Linked DNA regions of Mus musculus: region 1 is linked to region 2. The links are chromatin loops, found by intact Hi-C in ENCODE. Cell type or tissue: heart. All regions are shown on one strand. Each heading gives the region's core, and the rest is flanking DNA. Links, peaks and the distances in the headings are about the cores only. Region 1 overlaps Cdyl2 (chromodomain protein, Y chromosome-like 2). Region 2 holds the start of Gm51553 (a long non-coding RNA gene).

Region 1 (16,152 bases), core at 6,752-9,251, 200 kb before region 2:
CTCAGAGGTTAAGAACACTGGTTGCCATCCAGAGACTGCCCCACCTGGGCATCCATTCCATAAACAACCACCAAACCCAGACACTATTGTGGATACCAACAAGAGCTTGCTGACAGGAGCCTGATATAGCTGTCTCCTGAGAGGCTCTGCCAGTGCCTGACAAATACAGAAGTGGATGCTCACAGCCATCCACTAGACCACACACAGGGTCCCAATGAAGCACCTAGAGAAAGGACCCAAGTTACTGAAGGGATTTGCAGCCCCAAAGGAGGAGGAACAACAATATGAACTAACCAGTATCCCCAGAGCTCCCTGGGACTAAACCACCAACCAAAGAAAACATATGTTGGGATTCATGTCTCTAGCTACATATATAGCAGAGGATGGCCTAGTCGGTCATCAATGGGAGGAGAGACCCTTGGTCCTGTGAAGGCTCTATGCCCCAGTATAGGGAAATGCCGGGGCCAGGAAGTGGGAGTGACTGGGTTAGTGAACAGGGGATAAGGGGAGGGGATAGGGAATTTTCAGAGGGGAAACCAAGAAAGGGGATATTTGAAATGTAATAAAGAAAATATCTAATAATAAAAAAAGAACACTGGTTGCTCTTCCATAGGACCTGGGTTCGATTCCCATACAGTGGCTCTTCACTGCCTATAACTCATGTTCCAGGGAGTCTTCTGCCCTCTTGGGACCTCCACAGGGACCAGGCACACACATGTCATATGGACACACATGTAGGTAAAGCATTCATCCAACAAAAATGAATAAAGAAAATTTTTTTTTTAAAAATGTTAGAAGACAATTGATCAAAGAAGGTATACAAATGGCAAGTGAGAGAACGAAACAATCTTCAGCATCGTTAGCCAATGAGGAGATGCCAGTTAAACCCACAATGAGATGCCATGGTCACATGCAAAATGGTCAAAATTAGTAACTTCACCAGACAAAGCATTAGGTGCAGAAAAACTGGAGCCCCTGTTCAATGTCGATAAGAAGGAGCAACAGTGCAGTCATACTGGAGATATTTAGCAACAAAAGTGTCTGCTATGTAATGCCCCAATCCACATCGACACCTTTGCCTCGGAGAAATGATAGCATACATCCGACCATGGTTTATGCATACATGCATCCAGTAACTTCATTTGCAGGTAGAGACAATTCACACATTCAGAAATTAAGCGAATTGATAAATTGCCTGTGCAATAACATGCTACTTAGAAATAAAAAATAAATAAATGAATTATCAATTCAAAAACATGGACGATCTCACAATACGGTATTGCTGGATTTATATAAAACTGTAGGAATGCAAACAATTTGTAGCTGTGGGAAACAGCAGTGGCTGATGGGTAAGGAGGAAGTGGAAGAGGCAGCGTGCATTGCAAGAGTCAAAAGGAAACATTTGGAAGTAATAGGTGTGTGGGCTGATGGAGGTGATAGTTCCACAAGCGAAACATATGTCAAAAATCTGCCGAATTTCATACTTCGTGTATGATTATATTTATGTCAATTTTACCTCAATAAAGCTGTTACGAGCTCCCAACAGATAAGAGGAGATAAGACAACACACATTCGGCAGAACAGACTGCAATAAAAATAGAATGGTTCCAGAACCAAGTTTTAAAAACTCTCGGGAATTAAAAATGGTAAAGCAAAAAAACAGAATAGTAAAAAGGCTGAATTAAGGGGATCTTCTGGAATATAAAGCCGGGGCGCACTCAGAAAGAATACATGGAAAAGTTTTGGAGTTAGAACTATAAGGTATTTAAAAAAAAAGAAAGAAAGAAAGAAAGAAAGAAAGAAAGAAAGAAAGAAAGAAAGAAAGAAAGAAAGAAGGAAAGAAAGAAAAAGAAACTGAAATCTGGGCAGTGGTGGCACACGCCTTTAATCCCAGCACTTGGGAGACAGAGGCAGGCAGATTTCTGAGTTCGAGGCCAACCTGGTCTACAAAGTGAATTCCAGGACAGCCAGGGCTATACAGAGAAACCCTGTCTCGAAAAAAAAAAAAAAACCTAAACTAAAACAAAAAACAAACAAACAAACCCTGAAGTTCAAGAAAGCGAAAACATAGAACTAAATGGGAAGAAATCAGTAAAAACAGGGACTGCAGGACATCAGAAGCCATAGGCAGTGATTCTCAGCCCTCTTTTTTTTTTTAAGATTTACTCATTCATTCATGTGAGTACATTGTCACTCTCATCAGACACACCAGAAGAGGGCATCGGATCCCATTGTAGATGGCTGTGAGCCATGTGGTTCCTGGGAATTGAACTCAGGACCTCTGGAAGAGCAGTCAGTACACTTAACCTCTGAGCCATCTCTCCAGCCTAGTTCTCAACCTTCTTAATGCTGAGACCCTTTAACACAGCTCCTCATGTTATAGTAATCCCACCACCACCACCACATACACACACCATAAAATTACTTTCATTGCTACTTCATAACCATAATCTTGCTACTGTTAGGAACTGTAATGTAAATATCTGATATGTGGGATAGCTGATATGTGACCCCTATGAAAGAGTCATTTTACACCCCCCACCCACAAAGGAGTCACACAGGTTGGGGACCACAGGTTGAAAACCAAATGCAATAGAGGGGTGCTTCAATGAAAATTATTTATGGGGCTGAAGAGATGGCTCAGCAGTTAAGAGCACTGACTGCTCTTCCGGAGGTACAGAGTTCAAATCCCAGCAACCACATGTTGGCTCACAACCACCTGACGCCCTCTTCTGGTGTGTCTGAAGACAGCTACAGTACACTTACATATAATAATAAATAAATCTTTAAGAAAAGAAAGAAAGAGAGAAAGAGAGAAAAAATTATTTACAACCTAGAAGACCACACTCAGCTAAACCATAGGTCAAGTGGGAGAGTAGAATTAAGACATTTTTAGAAACATATTTGATTAATATCTCCTCGTCTGCTTTTCTTAGGGACCTACTAGAGGTCAACTCCACCCTGACAATAGTGTGAGAAAATCAGAAAAAATACATGGAGCCCAGCCCAACACAGGAGGGACAGAGAGAAACCAGAGGCGGCAGGGGATCCCACAATGACGGATATGCACTAGACCTTGAGGAAAATCAATCCAGATTGGCACAGGTTTGACATTTTCTTGGCCAAGGATGATTCGAGGCTCCAAATTCCTATCCGCCCTCCAAAGTAAACAGACAGGCATACGGCAAACCACCAGACCCATCACTTGTATTGTGACATCCATAACAACAACAGTGTGTGCATGAAGTGGATGATTAGACCACAGACGTGCCAAATTTCACGGAGGATGGTGCCAGGCTCTCCTCCTTTTAACACCTCTGGAATCAGGAAGCATTTCATAACAGAGGAGTAGCCCACCTTGATGGCTCAGACGCCACTGTCTGGCTAAAGCCATTTTTCATTGATAGTATCTTAGAGTCCGTGAAATACGTGTTCCTCGTTGTTAGAAGCCACACTCAAGTCTGGAGCCCCTTTGAATCGCATCTTGGCAGGAGTGTTCTACAGTCCACAGTCTGTAAATAGAGACAAGCTGCAGACTCCCAGAGAGAAAATGTTCCTGGATGAACATACTCAAAGCCAGGATATACATGTGTCACCTCGCAGAACTGGAGGGAAACGGTGGTCCTTATTTCCCCTCTCTTTCTCCTTCTGAGTGTTGTAGCATGCTTTCACTCTCAAGATGTGAATCCAAAATTTAAGTATCTCAAATAACAAGAGTGAAATGTTTTCACTGATGGCAAAGACTCTGGGCATCAGCAGAAAGGTAAGACCAAAGAGGTACCATAGCGGGGTAGAGAACGTCCTTTATCCCAACAGAAAACTAAACTGGGCTGGGGACACAGCTTAGGGCAACACCAGACTCAGATCCCCAGAACCCGCATTAAAAGCTGAGTGCAGTGGTGTACATCTGTAATGCTAGCAGGAGAGGCAGCTCCTGGGGGCTTTCCGGCCCAACAGTGTAGCCCAATTAGTGAGTCCCATGTTCCGTGAGAGAACCTTTCTCATAGACACTGACTAGGGAAGACAATAGAAGCGGGCAAGCAGGCCCGAAAGACGCATACGAAAACACACATGTATTCACGAGTCACATTCCATGAATCAATACACATTCTGCACACGTTTCTGAACTGTGTCACCTGTGCCCATGGGGCGGGGGGAGAAGGGACTGCTTATCCAATAGACCGAAAGATGACAAAGCCACTGGCAAAGGAAAAGCTGAGAAGAGAATGGGATTAGAAGGAGGATACAGAAGATGGGTTCAAAAAGTCAGTTGTCTAACAACAAAAGATGATTAGCCCAGCTGTGGGTAGAAGGGAGTTCACTAGAAGGCGCCATTTCCCATTTCTGATAGCACATTCTAAGTAGTCTCATAATGCCATCTGGTTGTGCGACAGCTCTGCCCTATTTCCACATTACACAGGTGCTGAAAAGCCTGGATACCCTCTGAGGCTCCCTGGACAGGTTCACAGCAGCCTCCTTGAAGGCATGGGTGTCCTCACTTCAGATCCAGTAGGAAATGACATTTTTTTAAACCCATCGTCTTGGGACATTGTTGGTAGGCCAACATGGAGCAATGATTATCAGTACGAGAAGTGGACTGAGTGTCTTGGCTGTATACTTTCCCCAGTACTTTGTCAATCAACACAAGGAGAGCAGTTGTCACCACAAGGGAAACTGTACTCAATGCTCTGGAGACCAAGCAATGCATCCCCACAATTGCCAAGAGGCTTGGAAACTTCTACCAGATCGCACAGGACGATGGCCTTTGGCCCGGCCTGCCACAGTGATTGCAAAGGTCCCTTCTGCCCATTCCTCTCCCCAAGTCTTACCTCCCCTCCAAAGCCAGGCTGCTATGATATAATCTAACAGTATAATCTACCCTCCCTGGCACTGACTTCCCTAGAGGATGAAGCCGATCCCTGGCGGTAAAACACAGTTTCCCAGAATCACTCCAAACCAAAGACTGACGACACTCACTAAGTCTTGCCGGGAACAGAGGTGAGAGATGATGAGTCCATCAGTACTGAAAATAATTACACCTTGAACTCAATGAAAGCACGCTCTGCATTCTGGTTAGATGCCTGGCACGACACTCCATCGTAGGTCATCTAACGGACGATACTAGGAAACTCCATCAGTCAATGCTCAGAATTTTTAGCGGTATAACTTCAAGATTTGACCTGGCCAATGCGTGAGTCTATATAAAGTAAGGAGGGCTCAACTTAGAAACACAGAAGCCAGGGCTACATGGGATAGGACTCAGGGCCACGAGCACTGTCCCATCCTGGTTTTGAAGTACACAAACATCCAAAAGAGCGCCACCTGCTGGCAGCAAGGACTCAAACTCAGGAGCCCAAGGGGGATATTCCACATTCGAGCCACAACTGCAAACCACCAAAAAGAACAAGAAACACTGTCAGAATGGGGGCTCTGGATGAAGTGAACAGAACACACAAGGATGTTCCCCATAAGCAAGAGACTCAGCCATCACACAGCGCACCGGTGGTCAAGCTGCCAGGAGAGTTCTGAGGATGAAACATTTGCAGAGCAAACCTGTCTTAGTCAGGGTTTCTATTCCTGCACAAACATCATGACTAAGAAGGAAGTTGGGGAGGAAAGGGTTTATTCAGCTTACACGGCCATGTTGCTGTTCATCACCAAAGGAAGTCAGGACTGGAACCCATGCAGGTCAGGAAGCAGGAGCTGATGCAGAGGCCATGGAGGGATGTTACTTACTGGCTTGCTCAACCTGCTTTTTTATAGAACCCAGGGATGGTCCCACCCACAAGGGGCCCTCCCCCCTTGATCACTAATTGAGAAAATGCCCCACAGCTGGATCTCATGGAGGCATTTCCTCAACTAAAGCCCTTTCCTCTGTGATAACTCCAGCTTGTGTCAAGTTGACACACAAAAGCAGCCGGTACAAAACCTGACAACTGGGGTCCTGGGTGAAAGGACGGAACTGATTCTTACAAGTGCTCATCTGACCTAACATGAACACAAGGACAACCACCCCTCCCGCAGTCACAAACCGTATCACACTAATCTAAACTTTTTAAATAATGCAAGGGATGCCCACGCTACCATACATGCTGATAAGCCCCTCATTGTATTATGACTACATTATCATGAAGGCTATTTCTGAGAAAAATACAAACTATGGTAGAGAGTACAGTGTGAATCTTGGGCCTGAAGAAATGGCCCCATTAGTTAAAAGTGCTTGCTGCTGTTGCAGAGGACCTGGGTTCGGTTCCCAGCATGTACATCGGGTGGCTCACCACTCCTATCAACCTAGCTCTGGAGGAGATCTGATGTCCTCTTCAGGCATACACATCATATACACACGTAAAGTAAAAGTAAAACTGAAAAGAAGAAACAGTGCAAGCCACATCTCTGGAGTCTCTCAGGCTCTTCCATCTGTGTATAAGCTTCTTCCGTAAAATGGGATTAATAACGACCTCCTCCTTCACCGTCAGGAAGAGAGGAACTCTTTCACGTAAAGCACTGAACTTTAATATGGTCCAGGACAGGGTCCCTCCATAAGGGAAGGATGGCTGCCTTGTTTGATATTCTAATAGTTAGTGAGTGAGCTGTGGTGAGAGAAGGCTAAGGCATCAGAGACCCCCACCCCACCCCCAAAAAGGATCGGCCCCAAGTCAGCACTGGAGATCAGAAAGACTGGGCTAGAGAGCTGGAGAATGTTTACACAAAACATGATTTTCTCAAGGGTTCCACAGACCTGACCACTGGACTACCAGTGGCATGCTCAGAAGCCCCGTACTGCTTCAGAGTAACTTTTACATTAGCTTCCTGTCTCTCCAAAACAGCCCTACGCCAATCAGAGAGCTCTGTGACAGCCCTAGGCCAATCAGAGAGCTCCGTGACAGCTCTAAGCCAATCAGAGAGCTCCGTGACAGCCCTAGGCCAATCAGAGAGCTTCGTGACAGCTCTAAGCCAATCAGGGAGCTCTGTGACCAAGACAGTCTCTTTAAGATCCAGACGCCTCTCCTAGCCAAGTGGGAAAGGTGGGGCCTTGGAATTATAGTGACCAGCGCCAGTGCTTCCCTGGTCAGGGGTCAATGGACTCTCCACATCTGCCCATCTAACCCTGAGCAACCTGCCCTGTACTGCATAGTGCAATGAGCTTGAGACTGCAACACAAGATGGCACTGCTAGCCCTGGGCCAGAGAGGGCGCGGGAGAAAGGGGAGAGGGAAGAGAGGAAGGTGGTTAAGAGCACTGACTGCTCTTCCAGAGGTCCCTGAGTTCAATTCCCAGCAACCACACGGTGGCTCACAACCATCTGTAATGGGATCTGAGCCCTCTTCTTGTGTGTCTGAAGAGAGCTACAGTGTTCTCATATACATAAAATAAATAAATCTTTTTTAAAAAGTTATAAACCCCCGTCTGTCTTATGAGCATCCATTTGTCGGCTCCTGAATCTAACTGCAAGTACACCCCCACCGTCAACCCACTTAGAATTCTCGGCACTTCAAACCCTTCTCATCAGGCTTGTCTCGTCTGAATATTCTAATTTCTAGACAAAACAAGACGCGGAACCATCACCCACAGAGTCGTAACACAAATAACCACTCACACGAGTATGGTCTGAACCTCATTCAAATCACAGCATTTTGTTCCACAACTCACTCATTCATTCATTCATTCATTCATTCACTGTGTGTGTGTGTGTGCTTATGTGTATGTCTGAATGTGTGTGTGCGTGCATGTGTGTGCAGGGGTCAGAGTTCAGCCTCAGGTGTTGTTCCTCAGGATCCATCCACTCTGAAGTATTTTAGATTTATTTCATTTTATGTGTACAAGTGTTTTGTCTGTGTGTACAACATGTGCTTGCCTGATGTTCTCAGAGGCCAGAAGAGGGCGCTGGATTCCCTGGAATTGGAATTTAGGATAATGGTGAGCCACTATATGGGTGTAGGAAATGAAACTCGAGTCCTCTACAAGAACCATAAGTACGGCTGAATCAACTCTCCTGAATTCCCACCTTGTTTTTGGATAAACCGTTTCTCTCCCTGGACCTGGGGCTTGCTGATTAAGCTAAGCTGACAGGTCAACAAGCCTGGGGGTTCTGGGTGGGGGTGGGAGGTCAGGGGACGTCCTCCTGTCTCCATCCCACCAATGCAAACATTACCAGTACAAGTTACTACATCTGGCATTTTACATACAACTCATGTTCTCCTGATGGCAGGGGCACAGACTTTGTCACTTGTGCTATCCGAAGCCCCGCTCTCTATTGTTTATTAAGTTACTAATTTAAGGGGATTTACTTTTAATCATGTAAGTAGCTGTGTGAACATGAGAACAGGTGCCTGCAGAGGCCAGGGACATGGAATCTCCCTGGAGCTGGAGCTGTGGGAAGTACCTGACTTGGGTGCTGGGAATCACACCCGGGACCTCTGGAGGAACATCGCTAGCTCTTCCCACCGGGCAGTCTCTTCAGCCTCCCTGAGTCACTAATTTTTTACTTTTCTAATCCCCAACTCTGTGTGTGTGTGTGGGGGGGGGGGGGTGTCAGAAAGCAACAGAATAGAACTCACCTGTGTGCCCTGTGACAGGGAAGACAAGACAAGCCTGTGACTGAACAGCGGGATCCTGAGAAAAGGAGATGAGGCCTGATGTCTGCTAGGTGGAAGCACCTGGTCACAAGGACCGCATGCAGTAGGACATCATTTGTGTAAAAAGGCAGACCAGGAAAACCCATGGAAAATACACACTTATCAGTGGCTGCCTGGAGCTGGGGGACCTGGTGGGGCTATGCTGCTGGGAGAGGTTCGTGATGGCTCTTTTTGATGACGGAAAATGTCCTAAAATGGCCGTGGCTATGGCTGCTTACATTTAATAAGACGGGTTTTGTTTGTTTGTTTGTTTGTTTAAGTGACTGGTCAGAAAATGTCAGTGGAGAACGGTGCTTGCTAACTAAGCCTAGTGACGTGAGTCTGACTCCCGGGACCCTCATGCCTTTTGCTCAGACTTCCACACTGGTACCATGGAACACGTCCCACTCCCCCAAAACACACAAATAAACATAAGACAAATAAATACTTCAAAAAGGAAAAAAAAATCCACATTGGCTTATGTTGAGGTTAGGCCAGGATTTTCCTCCCAGCCCCATGCTCCCAGAAATAAGACTCAGACTCACAATATATTTACAGACACCCTGGCCATAGAGCTAGGCTCTTCCCTGAATTGATATAACTTAAAATAACCCATTTATTCTGACCTGCATTCTGCTACGTGATTAGTTACCTGTGTTCAGGTACTGGGCATCTGTCTTGTCCCATCTCCCCAGGAAGGAAATCTCCTCGCCTGCCTCTATCCCAGAATTCTTTCTCCTCCCGGATATCCCACCTTCTACCTCCTGGCTAAGCCATAGGTCAGCTAGGCTTTTAATTGACAGGTGGATGTATCCATACAACACACAAGATAGTCTCTCTATTTAATTCCCCTTTGAATGGGAAATTATGTTGAATGTTTTGGTCCAGTGATTGTAGGTATGCGAATAATAAAAATAACAGTAATGTTTATTCAAAAGTTAAAGTTGGCAGGCTGGGAAAATAGCTTTGTTGTTTTTTGGTTTTTTTTTTGTTTGTTTGTTTGTTTGGTTGGTTGGTTTTTGTTTTTTTATGTGGTTGTTAAGCAAGTACCCCCAGGTGATCAGAGCATTTTCCTCAAAGCAACAAATGAAATTTGAATGTGCATAGTGAATGTGCATATCCGGGGCGTTACTCCGCTTCCAAAGAGAGGAAGTACTGATACTTGTGGCGTGAATGAACCCTGAGGACGGTGTCCTGAGGGAAGAAAGCCAGTTTCCAGACTCCTACAGGATTCTACTTCCATGAACTGTCTGGAGTAGTGACATTCTTAGACAGAGACTAGAACAATCACTTCCAGGGGCTGAGGCAGGAGAATGGGGCATGATTTTCATTGACAGTCTCAACTTTGCATGAAAAGAGCTACCTGGATGGGCCACAGGTGAGAGCTATCCGTCACCGTGAACGTTCTTCCTGCCTCTAGCTCTGCTCTTAAAATTGCTTAAGATGACAAATTGCAGTGAACTTGATCACAATTAAAATAGACAGACTGGAAGGATCCAAAGGCTTGAAGGGAGAGAAGGGAAATGATTTCACAGGGAAAAAAAACGGAGAGCAAGAGCCAGAGTCCCTGCAGGACAGGTACAAGGCATAGCCTGGTGCTAGCAGGCTCGTGGCAGCACTCGGCTCATCACTACCTTCTGGGGTGGGCTGGCCTCACCCACAACCTGCCAGCCACACCGCCACCCACACCAACCCTGAAACAAGCCAGCTCAGAGCTCAGGGGGTGGGAGCAGAGTGACTCACTGAGCCATAGAACTCTGACTTCTGACAGAGAAGAGCCCCACCTCACCCCGGCCCCACACCTGTGACCTCTGTCTATACGGTTACCAGAAATGCAGATTTAGGCTCAGCCATCAGGGCAGGGCAGGGCAGGGCAGGGCAGGGCAGCCCAGGCAGTCAGGGACATAATGGAGACACAGTGACCTTCAGGATCCAAGGATGCAGTTCCCTTCATTGTCAGGTCTCCCATGGGTGGGTTTCTGGGGTAAATGGTGTAGGAGGTAGGGAAGACGTGTGAGGAGAAGGCTCATGAAGTGCTCAGAAAATCTAGGAAAAGGCAAGCAGTGAGAGCTGAGGCTGTCACTCGGTTGGGAGGATGTTGAGCTAGCATTAGGGAAGTCCCAGATTCCAGTCCTAGCACCACCTAAACCTGGTCTGATGGGGCACACCCATAATCCCAGTGTTGGGGAAGTGGAGGCGTAAGATCAGAAGTTCTTGGTTTACCGCCAGCCACTTAATGAATTCAAAGTTGAAGGTCAGTCTGGGACATAAGAAAGGATATCTTTAAAAAAGAAAGGGGGGGGGGGAGGGAGGGAAGGAAGGAGGAGGGAGGGCAAGATAGACTGAACTAGGCAGAAGCAAAGCTCACAAGGATCCTGGCTGACATCCTAAGTTATGGTCCATGGAGGGACAGACACTACCAAGACGTAACAAAGCCGGAGGCTGCACTGGCCCCCTTGTTCCCCACCACAAGCCCATCTCATGGCCCATGGTCCACCAGAGGTCCATCTCCACTGTGTAGCTTTCCCTTCTGCAGGAGTAGAGAGTGGGGAGTCAACATCTAATTGGGGGGACAGAGAGAGGCAAAGGAGAAGCCCTGCCTCCCCATCATGGCTATACCGTTTGTGAAGCCCCACCATCATGACTGGAGGACATTTAATACTGTCTTATAACCTCTAAGCAGGGCAACTGAGAAAAAGGAAATAACTATATCAATTAATGTCTATGAAAGAGTCAAAAATAGGACTTTACTATCCAATTGTACATCTCGTTTATTAAGAGACTAAGAAAGACAGAGATTAAAGAAGCAACTTCAGAAATCTGTCTGGTTACCAAAAAATAACAAAAAAAATAAATAAATAACAACCACAAAAAGAACCTTATCAACAACCAGCAGTAACTGCTTAGAAAATATGGTAGGAAAAATACCCTATTTAGAGAAGCAGCAAAAAATATAAAATGCCTGGAAATGAAATTTAACCAAAGTGGGGAAAAGCAGTGCAGGATTCAACGAAGAAATGTGCAAAACGGCAACATATTTTAAAACGCCATTTATACCAAATGGAGATGATTCTATATTTGTGGACGGGAAGTTCATTACTATAAACATGTTAATTTTCTCAAACTCAACTTCAAACTTCGAGCGATTATTAATCAAACTCCCATCTGGAATTTTTTAAACTTCACAAATTTATTTTAAGTAAATAAGAAGCAGAAATAGCCCAGGGGAAATATGTTTAAAAAAAAACTGAATTTAGACTTGTAGTAATATTTATTACAGAAAACTACCATAAAAAGTAGCTCTACTGTAAGCACAAAGAGAAACTGGAATTGTATAAAAAGCACAAAGACATACCTATAGATATATAGTGTATGCCTTGCAGTAAGCAAATATATATACCCCTACACACACAAACACACACACACACACACACAAACACACACACACACACACACATATATAATTTTAAATTCTATATTCATTAAAGTGTATGGAAACCTAGATAAGTAAAAGAAATTATGATGTGTTGCCATCTATGAGTATGAGCCCAGAACTCAAGAATTAAATGTAAAATAAATAAAGGCACACACCAAATAAGCTGCACACAGATTATGGACTTTTTAAACTTACAGAAAAATTCAAAAGGTGTTATGAAATAAAAATTTAAATCTCCAAGATATCAAAACATCATAATCTGGCTTTGAAAAACAAGTGAGAAAAATCCTTGCAACTTAAACTATCTATAAATTAATTGAACTTCACACTTTGGTGAGAAACAGAAACACTCTAAAAAGGACATTTGAGAGCATTAATTGTGGGAAGAAAATATAAATATTAAACAACCAGTACACAAACAAATCTATTACAGCTCACCAGGGTTAAAAGTATGGAAAATGAAAACACTGAATCAGCACTTTTCCCAAATCTGCAAGAATTAAGACAACAGGTGCTTGTCTCTCTCTATGCTAAGAAGATAGACATCAGTGCCTGAATCACTTACAACATTTATGATGGGCAATTTGGCAAAGCCCAGGACAGAGTCTTTGAAGTGGTCCCATCTTTTAGTGAGTAATTTTGCCTTCCGAAAACAGCCTACACACAAAAGCTCTAAACCACCACATGTTGCATGTACCCACAACTGACACAGTTCTGCACTTCCTACCGACTGTCTCATTTACCTCTTAAAAATGAGCTACAAGTTCCAATGTACTGATCTTTTTGCAGATGAGGAAACTAAGGCTCAATAAAACCATCCAAAGTCACACAAAGTTGTGTTTAAGGAGTAGAGCCAGTACCCAGACACTGGAAGTATGCCTGTCCAGGATACCACTAAAGAAGCAGCCATACCAATAGCAAAAGCTTTGGCATAAGCACAGAATAAAATCAACAGATGGATAAGTAGGTGATTGGTGTGTGAGTGCTGACATGGACAGATGATGCATTTATAGATAGATGGATAGATAATTTGGATAGATGAATAGATGGATGAGTGGGTGGATTATGGGAGAATTGATGGGTGGGTGGATGAGCAAATGGATGCGTGAAGGGATGGATGGACATATGGATGTATGGACAGATGGATGGATGGATGGTGGATGATGGATGGATGGATGATGATGGATGGGTAGAGATTTGGATGGGTAAATGGATGGATGGACAGATGGATGGATGATGATAGATGGGTAGATGGATGGATGGACAGACAAACGGATGATGGATAGATGGATGGTAGATGGTCAAATGGATAGATAGATGGACAAATGGATAGATGGACGGATAAGTGGATGGATGATGGATGGATTCATGGATGGTGGATGGATGGGCATATGGATGGATAGATGGATGATAGATTGATGGATGGATGGACATTTGGATGGGTGGGTGGGTGGGTGGATGGATGGATGGACATTTGGATGGGGGGGTGGATGGATGGATGGATGGATGGATGGATGGATAGACATTTGGATGGGTGGGTGGGTGGATGGATGGATGGATGGACATTTGGATGGGTGGGTGGGTGGGTGGATGGACATTTGGATGGGTGGGTGGGTGGGTGGGTGGGTGGAAGGATGGATGAACATTTGGATGGGTGGGTGGGTGGGTGGGTGGAAGGATGGATGGACATTTGGATGGGTGGGTGGGTGGACATTTGGATGGGTGGGTGGGTGGATGGATGAATGGATGATGGATGATGATGGATGGGTAGATGGATTGGTGGACAGATGAATGGTGGATGGACAGATAGATGGATGAGTAGATGGATGAGTGGACAAGTGGATGGGTAGAAGGATAAATGAGTAACAGGATTGAAATACAGGTGGGTGAGTGAATGGGTGGGTACATGAATGACCCAAAGTACAAAGCATTCATTTGAGTTATGTCTCTGTTTTGATTTTCACTCACATATTCTAGATATTAGCTTCATAGTAGGCCAAGTTCCAATTATTTTTTACGTCCTTACTAAAACAGGCAGGAAACAAGCAGCAAGACCCAATCCCCCTCCCAGAAATAGAGCCTTAAGTGGGAAGTGCAGGCACCGTGAGCTCATTCCTTGAACCAGAAGCAGGCATCTTCTCTGGTCCTTAGAACCTCTCTGCTTCATAAAACAAAGCCCGTAAGCCACAAAGTATCTAACTCCTCCAGGAACCCCAAATGAAAGGCCACCAACTATAGACAAGAGACACTCACTCAACTAAAAGGTCGTACCCGTGAGTGGACTGGAGGGTATACGATACATACAGGAGCCTTCAGAATGAAATATGTTCCCTAAACCTTCCTTAGCCATGGGTCTCATACATACCCCAGACTCCAAAACGGCACAACACTGTGAGCTCTCTGTCATCCTTTAAAACCAAGTAAAAATCATTTTGTATAATACACTGTATTAGTCTGAAAAAGTTATTCTTGAGACGAGGTCTCATTGTGTATTCCAGGAGGGCCTTAAAATTACCATCCTCCCAAGTACTAGGATTATAGGCATATTCCACCATGCTTTTTATTTTTTAACTCTTGAAAATCTGATTAAGAGTGAAGCCAACTGGCAGGTGAAGGCCACACCCTGGTGACCAGAAGACACATGCTTATGGGCACAGGCTCGGTTCCTGGTAGAGGTTAAATAATTGCAGATAGCGGTTTCCATGGCAGTGAGATTATACTACCTATACTGCTTCTGCTGATGCTCCAGAGACAAAACTGAACAGTCCGTGTGAGTGTACCCAGACACCCCAACTCACCTATCCATTCATTTTACATTTTCAAGCCCCTGGGAGTTAGGAATTACTCGACCCAATTTAAAAGTATGACGGCTGACTGTCATCGTCAACGTGACTGGATCAAATCAACTAAGAGATAAACTGGCAGGGACTCCTGTGAGAAATTTTCTTGATCAGGTTATTTAAAAACAACAACAACAAAACCTCACCCTAAATGTGAGCCGTGTCTGCTGGCACCCAGGGCAAGCGCAGGTACGGGGACAGAACCTGAGTTTCTTCCTCTTTCTGGCCCTAGCTTTCCCATCTCCTTGGCTGAGACCTGCCGTTGCCGGAGACTCTTTCCCTATCACGTTCTGAGTCCCTGACCGCACTTCCCACCATGATCCTTTCCTTTAAGACTCCTCCTTCCCAATTCTGACCTCAGACTTTGGTAGGGAGCAAGGTGGTATCCCGATAAAGAGGAGCACACCATTATCGGGCATATTGTACCTGTGGGGTCGACACAGCAAACGACTGTATGGCTCAACAAGCTCTGGCAGGCTGTCTTCCCCACTGTCAGGTTGACAGGATAGGATGGGAATAGCTTTGCCTTTGTGACAACATCCTGCTTCTTCCTGCTTGAGAAAGGGACCAAGCTGCCCGACCCTGCTCAGCTCTCTTGCTGTGAGCTGCAATCCCAGCAGCCTGAATTAATGGCACCAGCCACTACTTTACCCAACCGGAATCTCTGCAAACTAGCACCAAGCTGTCCCTTTAGAGCCACAAATATACAGAATCCCTGAATTTGGGGGACTTACTGATGCGAGATAAAAACTCTTTAGTTAAAACCCCAGTACCCAGCTAACAAGCCTCCTCAGAGTCTTCATCTATGTGGCCACCCCCAGGAGGCACCTAGACATAGCACCTTGCCCGCTGAATAGAGTGATTCAGATGAGATGCCCAAGGCACCCACCCTCTCAGGGGTCCTACAGGTGGCATGTGGAGGTCTGGGAGGTTTTAGGTAAGACTCTATCTGTGGTTCCTCCACAACACCAGACAGGGCCTCTGTGTCAGAAAAGCATCTGGGGACCCAATGCCCATTCCCTTGGCAACCAGTGACCCCATGGCAAGGAGTCAAATGAAACCCAGCACAAAATGGGATGCAGGAATCCAGCCTGCCCACTAGGTAGCTTCGTGGCATTGGGAAAGCCACCTCACCTTTCTGTGCTTGAGTGCCTAGCTTACATAGGGAGGATGAAAACAGAAAACCCAGGAACCCAGGTGGTGGGCAAAAAAAGAGAGAGAGAGAAAAGAAGGAAGGAAGAGAGGAAGGAAAGAAGGAAGGA
Region 2 (16,152 bases), core at 7,042-9,541:
GTCAGAGAGAGACAGAGACAGAGTCAGAAATGGAGACAGAGAGAGAAAGGGAGAGAGACAGAGACATACAGAGAGAGACAAAGTCAGAAACGGAGACAGAGAGAGACAGGGAGAGAAACAGAGAGACAAAGAGACAGAGATAGACAGAGAGGGGGGGCAGAGAGAGAGAGAGAGAGAGGGAGAGGGAGAGGGAGAGGGAGATGGAGATGGAGATGGAGATGGAGATGGAGATGGAGATGGAGATGGAGATGGAGATGGAGACCCAGAGGAAAGAAACTACATAACCCTAGGTAAAGAGCAGCAAAACCCGGGGTAATAACTAACCATCTAAGTGTGTGTTCTGGGGTGTTCCTGTAAGGTAGAAAAGCTATGTTCTCAGGGACTCGAGATTTATTGAGATAAAATTACTTCATTCCCATGTCTGCCTTCCCTCCAATACAGTGAGCTCTTCACACTGATACCAAGCACTGCAAACGCCATCTGTTCCAGTAACTGTGGGGTATTGGGATACAATCTAGATGCCCCCTCCCATGATCCTGGCAAGAACCCCGCCTCCACACCCGACCACATCAAGTGAATACAAAATCAACTTCTTGGAAGACCCCTCTGGACAGAGAGGTTAGGCATAGAAGTACTAGCCACATCAGATCCACCTAACGTCTTCCTCCATCATTGCAAATGATGATGACAACATAGGAGTGAACAGAGACTCGAGTCACAGAAGCTGGAAGAGGTAAGGGGTGAACAGCGGGGTCTCCAGACCCTTGTCAAGTTCTTCTCCACATTCTGTGAACATCCGTCATCACATCCTCGGCAGATAGACTCCATCAGTGTGACAGAGTATAATAGACATAACCTCTGCCTTGAATTGCGTTTTTTCCATACATTAGAACTCTATACTAAAAACTACTGGAACGGTGTTAGCAAGGCACTTAGAGCGAAGCTAAAGACCTGAGATCCACCTCAGAGCCTCAAATAGTGGGAGGAGAAAACCAATTCACACAGAGAGAAACCTACACACAGAGAGAGACATATACAAAATAAATAAATATAACTGTATTTTGTTGTTAATTTTATTTTATTAGACAAGACGTGTATGGGCGTCTTGTCTGCTTTGATGGACACCACATGTGCGCAGTACCGGACATGGCCAGAAGGGGGCGTCGGAGATCCTGGAACTGCAAACAGTTGTGCCTGCCGATTCAACCCAGATGTTCCATAAGAATACAAAGTGCTCTTAACCACCAAGCTAAACTAGTTATCTCTTCAACCCCTAGATTTGCTTGAAAGCTTATTTCTTGCACTTAAGTTAGCTGCTGAGGTAGGTATGTTCAGCATGGCTCCAGGAGCCTCTTACTCCGAGACTCAGATAGAAGGAAGGTAGAAGGAACAGCCACACTGTGGCTTACTAATCTTGTAAAACAGGATAAGGCAGAAGACAGGATAGCAAGAGACAGTCAGAGCTTGACTCTGCAGGGAAAGCAAGAGACAGACAGCCCAGCTCTGCAAGCTCACGGAAGATTCTGCTCGGGCTCTGAGTAAACCATACCCACTGAAATGCCATTGGCCCAGATATACAGATGGACGGTCCACCTACTGGAATTACTCCTGAAAGAAATTGTTTCTGCTTCCGGGAGTATTCTGCAATGGCTCCAGGAAGCCACAGGACAAAGTGGGAGAGAAAAAAAGGAGGGAGGAGGGAGAAGAGAGGAGCAGACAATGGCATTGCAGATTACACCGAGACACAAACAGCACGTGGCAAAGACTCCATATCCTCAAGAAGTCTAGCCAGCGGGACTGGTGGAGGGAGAACAGAGGAAACTCCTAGATCCTGGAACAGAGTCCTGGCTGCGGACAGGGTGGGTTCTACTGGCAAAAACAAGATCTTGAGCACTAGAGATTTCAACATCTGGGGCCCAACTGGGGATCTAAGGATCCATCCGAACGCAAGGACCCCAGTCGGTGCATGAGTGTATCGGGCACCGTTAAAGAGTAATTTCCCCCTGTGCTCTATTGTGCTACTTTCATAATTGTTATATTAAAGGAGGGGGAGGAGGGGGAGAAGGAGGAGGGGGAGGGGTGGAGGAGGAGGGGGGAGGAGCAGCTCCGAGGCTATTATTGTTTTTAAACCACATGCCCTTCCCGAAGCTCCGAACATGACCCAGCTACCAAAGGTGGCTGCTTTTCCCTGTCAGACCTGGGGGTAGGAAAGGTTTCCCTTTCAGATGAGGCAGTGAGGCGCCCATTTCAGTCGCAAATGGTCCTGCCCAGCACATTAGATTTCACTCCCCAGTAAAGACTTTCCTGGAATTTTCCACGCGCAGATTCTGCCTGGGGTTGAAGGAAGAGCAAGGCCACCATGAGTTCATTACCCAGGATATCCTGAATCTTTTCCGGGCCCACGGCAGATTAGGGAACAGGGACTTTTAAGTGTCCTGGCTGGCAGGGAACCTGTGGCCAGTCGGCCCTGTGGCTTTGTTAAACATCAGCCAGAAGTAAGAAGCGTGACTTGAGCCCTGGGCTTTTAGTTATGCAGACCTTTGACGTTTGGTCTTCTCTCATAGCTCTGCAACTTTGGGCAAATGATTTAACTCTTGGAGCCTCCATTTTCTCCTTTAAAAATGGGACAATAGGGTTGGAGATACAGCTCAGCTGCAGAATGCCTGCCTAGGAGGCACGAGGGCCCTAAATTCAGTCCCCTAGAATCAGCAAGAGAAAGAGAGGCGGGAGGGAGAGAAGGAGAAAGGGAAGGAGAGAAACACTGGGGTCTCCCACAGTGGGATGGGATTTTAGAATAAAATACAGACTTACATTGAGGACATTGACAGTTTTGATACTAAGTCGTAATAGGGAAAAAAGTTGACTCATGGATGAATGTTTGAGGTGTTCCCTCCCCCACTTAAAAAAAAAAAAGTTAACATTGATTACGCTTCTTTTCTCCCGCACATCATCCTCACTCCTGGAGTCTTACTGGGGAGATCAGACAATGATTGGAAGAACCAGAGAACTAAGAACAGGGATTTGCAATAGAATAAGCTAAACAGAATAGAAGTAAGAGGCTGGTGAAATGGCTCAGTGGTTAAGAGCACTGACTGCTCTTCCGAAGGTCCTGAGTTCAAATCCCAGCAAACACATGGTGGCTCACAATCATCCATAATGAGATCTGACGCCCTCTTCTGGTGAGTCTGAAATCAGCTACAGTGTACTTACATATAATAAATAAATAATTTAAAAAAAAAATAAAAGTAAGAAGAGCTTACCGGAGGGGGCATGGATACAGTGGGAGTGAGGGGTGGGGGAGTCTGGGAAAGTGGCAGGGGCAAGAAACAAGCTGATAGATTGAGGACAATTCCATAGGATGAGGAAAGCAAAATCAGAGAAGGAGACAGACTCAGTCATCTGCAGCTGCGAAGCAAGCTACCCCAAGACTAAAACAATGAGGATTTATTATCTCCGGCTTCCTGCAGATCAGGGACTTCAGAGAAGCTTAGCTCGGTTTCTGTGGCTCTAGGTGTCTTGTCCTTAGTCCTTAGGCTCAGGATGCCTTCCTGTGGGGCTGGAGGCCCTGGAGAGCTTGACTGACAGATCATCTCAGAAGGTGGCTCACCCAGGGCCTCATCTCTCACCACATGGGCTCTCTCTCCACCAGTGAGGGTTAGAGGAGAGGTATTAGTGAGGGCTGGACAGACCACTCGCTGGTTAAGAGCCACTGCCCTGCCGTGCTACCAATGAAGATCCAGTGGATCTGATGCCCTCTGCTGGACTGTGTGGGCACACATGTACATGTGCGTGCACTGGCAAGTAAAGATAAATCTTTGGAGGAAAAACAGGATGAGTGTTATTGAGTTCACCGCATACTGAAGGAGAAGGAAAATATCCTTCATTTTTGTTGGGGCAGACATAGTGGATGGATGGATGGATGGATGGATGGATGGATGGATGGATGGATGGTTGTACAGCATTTAAATCTCTTTGGGAATTTTAGGGAACATGGCTATAGGTTATAAATTTACTTCCCTTGAGTATTTTTAGGAGACCACATATAAAGCTCCGGATTGTATCTAGTTCCAGTCCTGCAGTTGTCCTGGCTGAGTTGTTGTGACCCTTAGATTGGTCTACCTCCAGCCCACGGATCCATCCTAGAAATATTAATAAGTTTCAATGTCACTGCTACAGATGAACGCACAAAAGGAGAGAACCCGGTACCTGGGAACTTGCAACAGAGGAGGAAGTGGCCAATCCTTCCTCCGCACTGAATGTGCTGTCAGAAACAAGGTAGAGAAAAGAAGTCCCCAGCAGGGTTGGGAGAGTGGTGTCCAGTCTGCCCAGGAACAACTCACTGTTAAAGTGACTGCCAGCTTGCTACCTTCACTCCACTCCTTCCTACATACACTGGCCCCTCTGCCCAGAATTCTCCTGCCTCCAACCTTCCCATCATTCGGATTTCTAACGACACAGTATCACAAAAGTGGTCCCTGAACACCCTCCTGGGGTTAGAAACTCATCCCTTCCATCACCTGTTTGGTGTTGCTTTTTTTAAACATTTTGTCTTTAATCCCAGGACTTGGGAGGCAGAGGCTACGTGGATCTCTGTGAGATCAAAACCAGCTTAGCCTGCAGAGTAATCTCTAGACTACTCGGGGCTACATTGTGAGACCCTGTCTCAAAAAGCAAAGCAAAACAAACAAATGAAAGAACCCAAGCTTTAACTTTTAAGATTATATTTATTTGCTGGTTGCTGTAATGCATGCCTTTAAAACCAGAACTCGGGAAGCAGGGGCAGGTGGATTTCTGAGTTCCAGACCAGCCTGGTCCAGGACAGCAAGAGCTATATAGTGAGATCCTGTTTCATATATGAGTGATATATAGATATAGATATAGATATAGTGAGATATATATATATATATATATATATATATATATATATATATATATTCAGAGGTGCATGTTGGGAGATCAGGAATTGGTTCTCTCCTTCCACCTTGTGGGTTCCAGGGATCACACTCAGGCTGTCAGGCTTGGCAGCAAGCACCTTTACCCACTGACCCATCTTGCCAATCCAAAGAAACCCCGTCGTTACTATTACAATTATTTGATATTGATATTGATATTCCGGTTGATTGACTGCTGATGCGCAGACAAGATGATCTGTACCTGAATCTCTGGAAGCTGGCACTAAACATGTCTATGTTTGGAAATCAGTGCTTGAAAACCAAGAGCAAAGAAAGGACCTTATGGGGTCATCCTGGATTGTCCAGGTGGATCTACATCCACAACAAGTGTCCTGCATGAGACAGAAAACGACAGGGACTGGAGAGATGGCTCAGTGGTTAAGAGCACTGACTGCTCTTCCAGAGGTCCTGAGTTCAATTCCCAGCAACCCCATGATGGCTCACAACCATCTGTAACAGGATCCCATGCCCTCTTCTGGTGTGTCTGAAGACAGTGAGAGTGTACTCACATATATAAATAAATAAATCATAAAAGAAAATAAAAACAGAAGAGGAAAAGACAGTGGGAAATGGAGGCAAAGGGGGCAGGCTTCTGGGGCTGGGGGGTGGGGGAGGAGTTGGAGGAGCCACCAGGAGCTGGGGAAACCAAAGAACCAAAGAACAGACTCTTTGGAGAGAATGGGCCTGCTAGTCTCTCATCAGACTTGTAGTCTCCAAAACGGAGAGAGAATAGACTCTACTGAGCAAAGCTACCTAGTTGGCGATCATTTGTTGCAGCAGATAGATACAAATGAACAGCAAGGGAAGAAAGACAAGCTGATCTTGGTCTCTCCAACAAGGTCTAGTTTCCTTTGTGCTCATGAGTCTCAGTGACTAACTCCTGTTAGTACTTACCTACTCCTTAGGGGTCTGGCCCCCAACGTCAAGTGCTGGAAACGTGGTCCACAGTGTGATAGTATTGAGAAGAGGCGAAGCTAGGTGGAATGAGCGTTGTTCGCAGGATTGATGCGGGTCTGGTGCGGGCAGGAGAGAGAGCTTGCTGTTACAGAAGAGTAGTTTGGAGACAGGAAGACGGCTCTGTGAGGAAAGGCTCCTGCAGGTAAGCCTGATGGTCTGGTTTCCATCTCCAGAACCGCAGATGAAAGATGTGTGAGCTCCTACAAGCTGCAATCTGACCTACATGTGAACATGGTTTGAGCTCAGACAGACAGACAGACAGACACACACACACACACACACGTAAAAATAAATGAGGAAGCTTGAGTATCTCTCTGACTTTCTGTCTTGCCAGGATCACTCCTCCTCACCCCCATTTTCATCTTCATCCCACCCGCCATGTTCAGAGGCCACCAAAGGAGCCCTCACCAGAGGCCAAACAGATGGGGCTGCCTAATTTGAGGCTTCATATATAACTTGAACAAACTTCTTTATTTTGCAAAGCACCTAGCTTCTAGTATTCTGTTACAGAAACAGAAAACAGACTAATACAGAGATAAACATTTAAGTTAAAAAAAAAAAAAAGGAATAATTACAAGGCAAAGTACCTTCAGCCTCAAGAGTATTTCCTTCTAGAAAAGCATAAATGGCCTGGGCTTAGGGCGGTACATTAGCACAGGCTTGCCCTCTTGCTTACAGTGTCTTGTCTGCTGCTTCCTAGGTCTGTCCCCATGGGGAAGCAGAGCTGCATGTAGCTCCAGCAAGCTGAGAAAGGAGGCTGAGAAGGACTAGTGGCTGGGCGGTGCTTGGGCTTTGTTTCTGCTGCTCTGACTTGGAAACCTACCGAGCTCTCTGTCTCTTGTCCTTGTGTGTGTTTGTATCTCCCCTTCTGCTCCTCCCTCTAGTGCTTATCTGTTTAAGGTTGCTAGGACTGCAGCAGCCTAGGCTCTGTCCTGACAGCTCTGGTCACACAGGCATTCTGGGATAGTCACTGAAGGGCTTTAACCAGCCCAAGTGTGACAAACACGGCAGACATGTTGATGGCAAGTTCTGCCTTTTACCCTTCTACCATATCCCCTCTGCCTTGGCCACTTCCTCCTCCTAAGGCTGATTACCAAGGTTCAGCTATCACAGCTTTGAAGTCCGGCAATCAAAAGCCCCCTTTGGCTCACCTAATTAACATGCCCAATTAAAATTTAACAGCTCATCCTAACACAAGATTTCCTCTTTTATCTTTATAAACTGCCATTCGCCTATGGGCCGTGTCTGTCTCATCTCTATCCAGAGGTAGTTCTTTGTCCATCCAGGGCAAATATCCCTTCTGCCTCCCTTGTTCCCTTCCCCTTCTCCCTCATCTTCTATCTCCTGTCTTTGTCTCTTAATACCCATCCCTCTGGAGCAAATCAATCTCTTTTGTGCTGAGAACTTGGTCTGGAGGGGGGGGGTGTGTGTGCCCACTTCAAGGTCCTTACATCACCTGTTAGGAAGGCCAAAAGAGGGCATCAGATAGCCCAGAACCGGAGCTATAAATGGCTGTGAGCCACCTTCTGAATGCTGGGAATTGAACCTGGGTCCTCTTCGAGAGCAACAAGTGCTTTAAACTGCTGAGCTGTCTCTCCAGCCCCCCACGTCTAGCTTTTTATGAAAATGCTGGGTATTTAAACTCTTCATGCTTCTTCATCAAGCACTTTGCCACTGAGCCATCTCTCCAATTCTTTTCAAACTCATTCTTACACTGTCCTAGGCATGGGACAAATCCCTAGAGTAAAGACCAACACCCACCCTACCCAAGACAGAACCCGATGTTGACTCCACCCACACATAGTCTGTTAAACTCCACCCACACATAGTCTGTTAAAAGGCCAACTCTCTTTTGTGGTTTTCAATGAAGGGCTGTAGTGCCCCCTGGAGGACATAGAGATGTGTGGCAACATTTGCTTGGGAACTTTCAAGGGGTATAGAGGGTGGACAGGTTAGGGGGTGGTGTCCAGCTCGAATATTGAATAGACTACAGTGGAGGAGCTGCCTGGCTTAAAAACTAGACAATAGGACTGGAGAGGTGGCTCAGTGGTTAAGAACACTGACTGCTGCTCTTCCAGAGGTCCTGAGTTCAATTTCCAGAAACCACATGGTGGCTCATAAGCATCTGAAATGAGATCTGGTGCCCTCTTCTGGCCTGCAGGCATGTATGCAGGTCAAATATGTGTAACAATAAGTAAACAAATCTTTTAAAAAAGAAAGAAATTAGACAATAACCTTTCTGAACCCTGGCAATGGTGGAAGGCCAAGGACATAGCCTGATGTCTTCAGAGCTGTGGTTCCAGGCCTGGACTGGACCCTGGCAGGGAGAGATTCCATAGATATTTATTGAAGAAACAACAGGGAGTATAGACGTCTATGTACTGTCTCGGGGAACTAGGGCACCTGCTGCGCACACACTGTAAAATGGGGATGTTAATACATCAGTAAGAACCTGGAGGGGAAAACAGTATCTTGTTAGGAAACAAGCTGGAACTCCCTTTACGTGTGTGGATAATATACTGCTCTCTCTTCCTAGGAAGCTACTGGACTCTGTCCTGAAGCCTCGCTTAGAACTATGAAAGAGTTGAAGAGAGGCAGGCAGTTAGAAACACATAAATACCCACTGCCACTCGACAGCTCAGCTCTGCACCTGGATCCGTTCCCCTGAGGCTGATCCCCAGTGCTGTGGCCAGACGGATTCTGCCACCGCAGTTTGTAACTGGGGTGGGGAGGAGAAGGGGGCAAGTCTCACCCGACAGGACAATAAGGCAAGTGATTGACAGCTGAGCTCATCGTCACGGCTCATGACACCTACGGGCTGAGACTGACTTCAGGTAGGTGGCCAAGCTTCCTAATCTTCAGCCTCCTCATCTCTAATACGGAGAGAATTACGCTTTTCTTAAGGGTAACAGGGGGATGAACCAAGTCAAAGAGAGCTCAGTGCTTGGTGCCCGGCCCTTAGTGGACATTATGAGTGTCGTTAATACATTGAAAAGGAGCCTCAGACAAACGGCAAGTCATAAAGCCTGTGGCCACCTCAGACCAGAACTGACACTTGGCCTTTTACCCCAAGGACACAAGCAGACAGAGAACATCATGTTCTTAAGAGATACAAACGAAATAACTTTATTCTGCCTCTAAGTCACTTGGTTCCCTGGTTGAACAAGAGGGTGGTGACTCACGCTTCCCATTATAACTGTGTTTCTGTATCCCTCTGGTGATAAATAGATCATTTTTTAGCCGCTTTTGCTAAAATGAAGGTCTTCCCAATGTCAAACTCTGCGCGCAGGTTTTACAGATTCCCATTTCCCCTCCCACTGCCCTCCCCCTCTCCCTGGCCTTCCTAGGCATCTTGCTCTACCAAGGAGTGGGTTTGTGTTTTTGTTCCGATGACTCTGAACAGCCCCACTAATGGGGATGCCTGGCATCTGTTTCCTATTGAAACGTGAATGCTTTGGAGCAATATTTACCAAACCCACTTGCCAACCGCTGCACTTAGATTCGACAAAGTGACAATAAAGGCTGCCATTGCACACCAGAGCTCTCCTCAGGCCACGCTGGGCAGAGTCTTTAGGTTCGCAAATGGATGAGTCCATTGCTTAAGAGACAATCGCTTGTCCAGCTGAGGGGGCAAAGGCGCCCTTGTCTGGTTCCCATGCTGTGTTGTTCGGGTTCTCCTGGCTCAAACCCAGCACCCTTCAACTCAGTCTGGAGGTTGAGAGTGAAGTCAAATATTATTAGAGTGTGCCCTGGAACACACTCACAAGTTGGCCTTTTAGTGAAAAATGATCTGATATTAAACAAATTAAGATAATTCACAGTAGGACTGAGATGAGGAGCAACTCACATCTCTCTCTCTCTCTCTAATGCTCTCTCTCTCTCTCTCTCATGCTCTCTCTCTCTCTCATGCTCTCTGATCAAATTCTCAGCATCCATTCAGAATGCTAAGTAAATGCTTTCCCTGGTAGGCAGGCCAGCCAGCAGGCAAGCAGGCAGCAGGGTCCACACAAGCAGCAACAGCAGTCACTGTCTGCCCACTTTTGAGAACGTACTATTACCAGATGTGGCAGGCTGGGTAGGAGCCTTCAGAGATTCAGTCCCCAGAACCCATCTGTTGAAACGGAATAAGAAAAGGATCTCTGTAGGTATAAACTCGGGATCTTATGCTGAGGCCATGGGTTGTCTCCAAGGGGACCATCACAAGGGCTTCACATGAGAGATGGAGTGCAAGAGAGGTCAAAGTTGGCTAAGGCAAAGGCCACAGACACGGAGGGACCAGTTGCTATACAGATCCCCAACAGGCAGACCGGTAAGAAAAGGGGCACAGACAGGTAAGGAAGATGGTGAACTTCTGGCTTCTTCCTCGCCCACCAGGAGATTTGGATTTTGGTACCCTCTCTGCCCTGGGTAGGTGAGGGTAGGGGACATTTTTCTCTGTGTGCGCTTTTGTTTTGCAAGTGTGTATGTGTGTGTGCGTATGTGTTGTATGTGTGCATGCACCCTCATTCACATGAACACTACTTCATTTATAATAAAGTCTGTTAGTACCTGCTGTGTCCAAATTCTTTTTTCCAGAGATTTAATTGGTATAGAAAATGAACCCAATCAAGATCCTAGATGACCACAGATGGCTGTCCTGTTAGCCAAGGAGCACCAGCCACCATCAGAATAGGAAGAAGCCAGAATGGATCCCCAGATCCTCTAGGGAACACAGTCTCTGAATGCATTTCAACCGTTAACATCCACTTCAGAGTTAAAAAAAAAAAAAAAAAAAAAAAAAAAAAAAAAAAAACCAACTGTAGTTTCAAGGCTAACCACAATTGTGGTGATGTTACAGATGTCACAGGACCAGAACACACTGTACAGGCATGGCGTCTCACACCAGTGACTTTCCTTTACAGGGCACATGCCCCAGGCCGTCTTGAGCACACCTCTGGCAGTGCTTGCTTCAACGGTCTGCACACATTACCTTCAGAGGAGTAATTCCTCACACTAAAACCGTTCTGTGTCTTAGCTGGGGTTTATGGGAAGACGGAAGGCGTGTGACAACTGCCAACGGCTCATGTGTGTGCTTCCAGTACACTCTGTGTGTCTGTGTGTGCGCGCACACACACACTTTGGCTTCCAGAAAAACTATGCTAAGCAATTTAAACCTCGCCGCGCATGAACTGCCATTGACGTCGTTCTCATCACGAGCCACTGAAGCAGATGCTGTTAACTAGTGACTCCTGTGTCAGTGGAAGAAACTGGGGTTCAGAGTCTACGTTTGTTTTCTATCACACTAGCTAGCTCATAGGTGAGAGCTAAGACCTGGATATAGATCTGTTTCCAACTCTCTAGCCTACCCCTTAAGAAAATCTGAGGGCCAATGAGATGACCCGGTCTGAAATTGTGCTCGCTGCCAAGCCTAAGTACCTGTAGTTATGCCCCAGGAACTACATGGCAGAATGAAAAAACTGACTCTTCTGATTGACATATGTGCAGCATGATGGATGGGCATGTGTACACACACACACACACACACACACACACCATACACAGAGAGAAGTACACTCAATTTAAGATTTGGAAAAAAACAAAAAGAACATCTGGGAGAAAAAAAGAAAGAAAGAAATAAGAAATTTAGATCCATTTTTTAAAAATGGATCCCTGGAGTGGACAAACATCTTCAAAGAAGTTTTGAGTTATGTCTTCATGTAGGAATACACGTTCATATTTGACCGTCTTCATTTTCCATGCTGGCATTTTCATTGCTAACAATTGTTTTGGTTTTCTTTGGTGTGTGTGTAGGGGGGAGGGGAGGTATTTGAATGTCTGTCTTTGTCTTTAGCAAAAGACCCCAGAACTTTTCAGAGTCAAAAAGACGAAAACAAATCTTAACAATTTAAGAAAGGGGGGAAATTTGATTAAAAATTTATTCTTCTCAGAAAAGTGTATCCTTCTGACAAGCTGTATTTCTATATAAAATTGCTTGTGGACCTCACAAACCTCAGATGATAGAGGTTTGTTTTATTTTTATGTATATGGGTGTTTGCGTGCATGTATGTAATTGCACTGTGTGTGTGCACTGCCCATGGAGGCCAGAAGAGGGCATCTGATTCCATAGTACTGTCGCAGGCAATTGTAAAATGCCACGTAGGTGCTGCAAACTGGATCCAGGTCCTCTGCAAGAACTTCAGATGCTCTCAACCACTGAGCCAATACTCCAGTCTCTTGATATTTTGTTGGTGTTGTTGTTGTTGTTGTTGGTGGTGGTGGTGGTGGTGGTGGTGGTGGTTTCCCTGAGACAGGGTTTCTCTGTGTAGCCCTGGCCATCCTCAGAGATCCATCTGCCTCTGCCTCCCGAGGCAGGGATTAAATGTATGCACCACCACGCCTGGCTGAGATTTAAAAAAAAAAAAAAAAGAAAGAAACTGTCATGGAAATGTCGAGCATTCCTTATAGAAAAGTGTAAGAAAGCCTTCTCAGTATTAAGAGCCATCTCCTTGAGACCAGCCTTGCTTCCTCTAATCCCTCTCTACCAGCTTCATTTGCAGAACCACACACATCTATCACACACACACACACACACACACACACACACACACACACACACACACACACACACCGCCATGAGTACTTTAGTATATCTTCGGTGACGAGACCATTTTACTGAACATAACTGAAAAGTCATTATCACTCTAACACAATTACAGCCATTGCTTAACATCACCCCGTAGGGGCAGGTCTATTGCTAAGGTCCTGTTCCCCAATTGGTTCTTGATCTGTCAGTTAAGAAAGTCATGGGCCAAACGCTGGGTGGAAAGGATAGGTGGGACTTCCGAGAGTTCTCTGTGCTACTGATGAAGAAAAGTCTAAAAATTTGAAATGGAATGGCCATATAGGCCGCTCCTACAGGGGGTGTTTAGCAGGGACTAGATTCAACTGACCAACTAAAGTTAGGGCAGGTGGGAGGAGCAGAGCTAAGAGTAGTAATGAAGGCTGGCTTTTCCAGGCAGGAGATAGTAGCACCCAGCAAGTGTGCCTAGAAGGCAAAGTGAAAATGAAAAACTGTGTGTCTGTGTCTTTTATCCGTGGGCAAAGGGAAGCTGGGTGGTAGTTGGTAGGGTGGCCCATTCCCGGAGCTAAGACAGGATAACGAAAAGCTACAGGCAACATCACCCAAAACTCTATCACGCTCAGATTTTTCCAACAGTCTCAAAAAAAAGCTTTTTTTCTTGTCAGTTGTTTTCTACCAGAACCCATATTCATATTGCATTTGGTTATTTTTTTAATTAAAAATAAATTTTTTATTAGTGTATCAGTTTGGGTACTCCTCAGGGGAGTCAGGAGACAACCTTCAGGAATCAGGTCTCTCTTTCCACTGTGGGTCCTAGAGACCAAACTCAGGTGTCAGACCTACACAGCGCGGGTGCCTTTACCTGGTGATCCATTCCACTGGCCCACCCTCATCCTTTAATCTAAGTGCTGAGAGCTTTTGGTGCCACTTCTAGGAATTTGTCATTTGTCATTGGGCTCGGACAAGGAAGTAGGCGCAGGTAAGAATGTCAGAAACACTGACCGTGGGGCTTTGCTTACTGCTTTGCTTGATACTGTCTTGTGTGATCTCCTTGTTTACCACTTCCCTTGACTCCTTTGTCTTTGATCTAAGAACTGACCATGGTGTTTGGATGCACCTAGGATGATATAAAAGCAGGCTGTAGCCGGGCGTGGTGGCGCACACCTTTAATCCCAGCACTTGGGAGGCAGAGGCAGGCGGATTTCTGGGTTCGAGGCCAGCCTGGTCTACAAAGTGAGTTCCAGGACAGCCAGGGCTATACAGAGAAACCCTGTCTCAAAAAACCAAAAAAAAAAAAAAAAAGCAGGCTGGAGAGACAGAGCTGTGTCAGCCTCAGCTCTGATGGAGTCGGGCTATCATTTTGTCTAATTGTTTGGTTTTTTTTTTTTTTCTTTTCAATCCTCCCTCCCTCCCTCCCTTGAGAACCGGTTGACTGACTGAGCTGGCTTGGTCGTCTAAGCCAAGCCTCACCCCCTCTGTCCTATACCATATCTTTACTATATAGCACTTACTGCACGGTGACTCCTGTGGCAGCTGCAGAGCCTGCTGCCCCCAGCTCCTGAATTCCTAAGTGGGAAACTAAACCCAGACAGAAGCTGATCCGATTTTGGGAACTATGGCGGGCAATTCATCCTTTAAAAGGAGGCACAGAATGCACACAGCTCACCTCTCCGTCGTCGGTGACGTACGGAACACAGGACTGATCCACGTGCTTAGGATTCGCTGGTCTGATGCGCTCATTTTCCATTTATCCACTAATATTTCTCTTTGACCTAACGGTTCCAATCACACCGGTTTTAAACGTCACTGGTCTTGTTACTGTCCTAAGGCGCTGCAAAGTAGTACTTTTTTATCAGTTGTTCTATGTTTATAACTGAGAGTCTTCAAGAAAGAGCTCTGACACTATTCAGCAATATAAACAGAATGAAGAGCCAATCGCACATGGATGAACCTTGAGAAGGTTGGGCTAGCTGAAAAACCTCACAAAGGAATATATATTATTTGCATTTTTTTAATTTAAGGGCCTGGAAAAGGAAACCCACAGCCAGAGCAGAGATTAGTGGATGCTGTGACTAGAGAGGTGGAGAATGGAGAAGAACTACTTACAGGTTCAGAGCATCTTCTAAGGACGGCAATATTCTAGAAGTGGGATATGGTAAATGCTCATAATAGCTTTATCATGAGTCTCCCTTCTCCCTGGGTCCTTAGCCACTGGCCCACAGGGACAAAGGGAACAGAGTCAATAAACAGGGTTTCAGATAGCCCATGAGTATGAAGGGAAATTATGTTATTCTGGGATCAGCTTTGGGGAGACAGGTCAACTTTATTTGGGGTGAATCAAGGATTATATACTGTTTGGGGAGGGGGTAGGAGTATCCAGGGTGGGCAAAGGTCATTGGCTGAAGGCTAACATACTGCGGTGCCTCATTAGCCCGGGAAGACATTCCAGGAGTCTCAGGTGTTTACAGAACAGGCTCTTACTGGAAGAAAGGAAGCTGACCCTGTAGCCTAACCAAGAATAAGTGACATTCCACAGGTAGAGGTGTGGGGCCTGGGATCCCCGGGTTGAGAAGAGGAAGCCTCATCATTGAACAGAGTCTGACATTCTGCACTGAGCTCAGGGCTTTCCCATAATGTCGTATTTTGATCTTAGTTTGCAGGGCAACACTTCATGAATATAGCAAAACCATTACATTAAATGGGTGTGTTTTATGGCATGTGCAGAATTATAGCCCAAGAAACATATAAAACAACTTTCCTTTTGCGGGCTGGAGCTCAGTGGAAAAGTACTAGCCTAGCCTGCTTGAGGCCCTGGGTTCAATTTCCAATATCAAGGATTTTTTTTTTCTTTTGAATATGGCTTATCTAGTAAAATCAGTATAACTCTTTCTTTCCCTTCCGAGTAATGAGCTGGGTGCTCTCACAGCCCCCTGTGATGTCACTGCCTTTTAAAGTATTTCCGCAGCTCAAGGATATTTATTCAATGTATTCAAGTCTCATGTCTGTTATTGTTGGGAGCTCACGATTGTCTGTCCATAGTGAGGGGGTGCTATGTCTGGTGTGACCTCAGTAGTCTTTAACAGGGTCCTCATTTTCTGGTACAAGATAACCAGATGTTGCTGCCCAGGAGCTGGACTAGCCTTCTCCGGAGGCCTGGTGTCTTCTAGGGACAGACCTTTGCAAAGCATCAATTGAGGTCTGAAGGTGGTAATCACTGCTCTTGGGACTGCACACAGCACTTTAGTGGGCTGAACGGGGAAAAGTGTGTTTTAGGAAGAGAAAAATCAGCAATCCAAAGTCCTATTTCCAATTCAAATGGATGATTACAGTGTTCTGACTTGGGTTTGATTCTTGTTCTTTGTTTTGTATTTGACTGGAAACCCTGGTTTCTACTGATACTACCATATACTACCATGGTCATTATTTTCTCAAATGTTTTATAGAAGTGATATAAAATAAAAATATCCAAAAAGCCGAGAGCTCCATTTTTTTTTTTTAGATTTTATTAATTGTGTGTGTCACTGTGTAGATATGCCATGCACATACAGATGCATACAGAGCCTGGATCTCTGGGTCCCCAGGGGATCCAGACCCCCCGGAACAGGAGGTAGAGGGGACTGAGCTGCCTGGCATGGATGCTGGGAACCAAAGTCCGGTCCTCAGCAAGAACAGTGCTTGTTCTTT

The links. Hi-C counts contacts between places; a loop is a spot of excess contacts. Peaks named below come from ENCODE experiments on the same cell type or tissue, not always from the same donor. Only the 100,000 strongest peaks of a DNase experiment are listed, where the experiment ranks them.
Region 1: a loop joins it to region 2, with 2.6 times the contacts of the local background. A loop is called at or near these places in 7 of 42 quality-filtered maps.

Annotation. Positions count from the first base shown.
Region 1 is chr8:116,663,855-116,680,006 of GRCm38, forward strand. All of the region lies in intron 1 of Cdyl2 (chromodomain protein, Y chromosome-like 2), which reads right to left. Among named protein-coding and RNA genes, the nearest start is that of Cdyl2, 61 kb to the right of the region's middle. In heart, for the core only: a CTCF peak has its summit at 7,876 (motif pointing right); no DNase peak of the experiment used is centred there.
Region 2 is chr8:116,865,163-116,881,314 of GRCm38, forward strand. It overlaps Gm51553 (a long non-coding RNA gene), which reads left to right and starts at 8,465. Exons shown (of 3, transcript XR_003947463.1): 1 at 8,465-8,743. In heart, for the core only: a CTCF peak has its summit at 8,052 (motif pointing left); no DNase peak of the experiment used is centred there.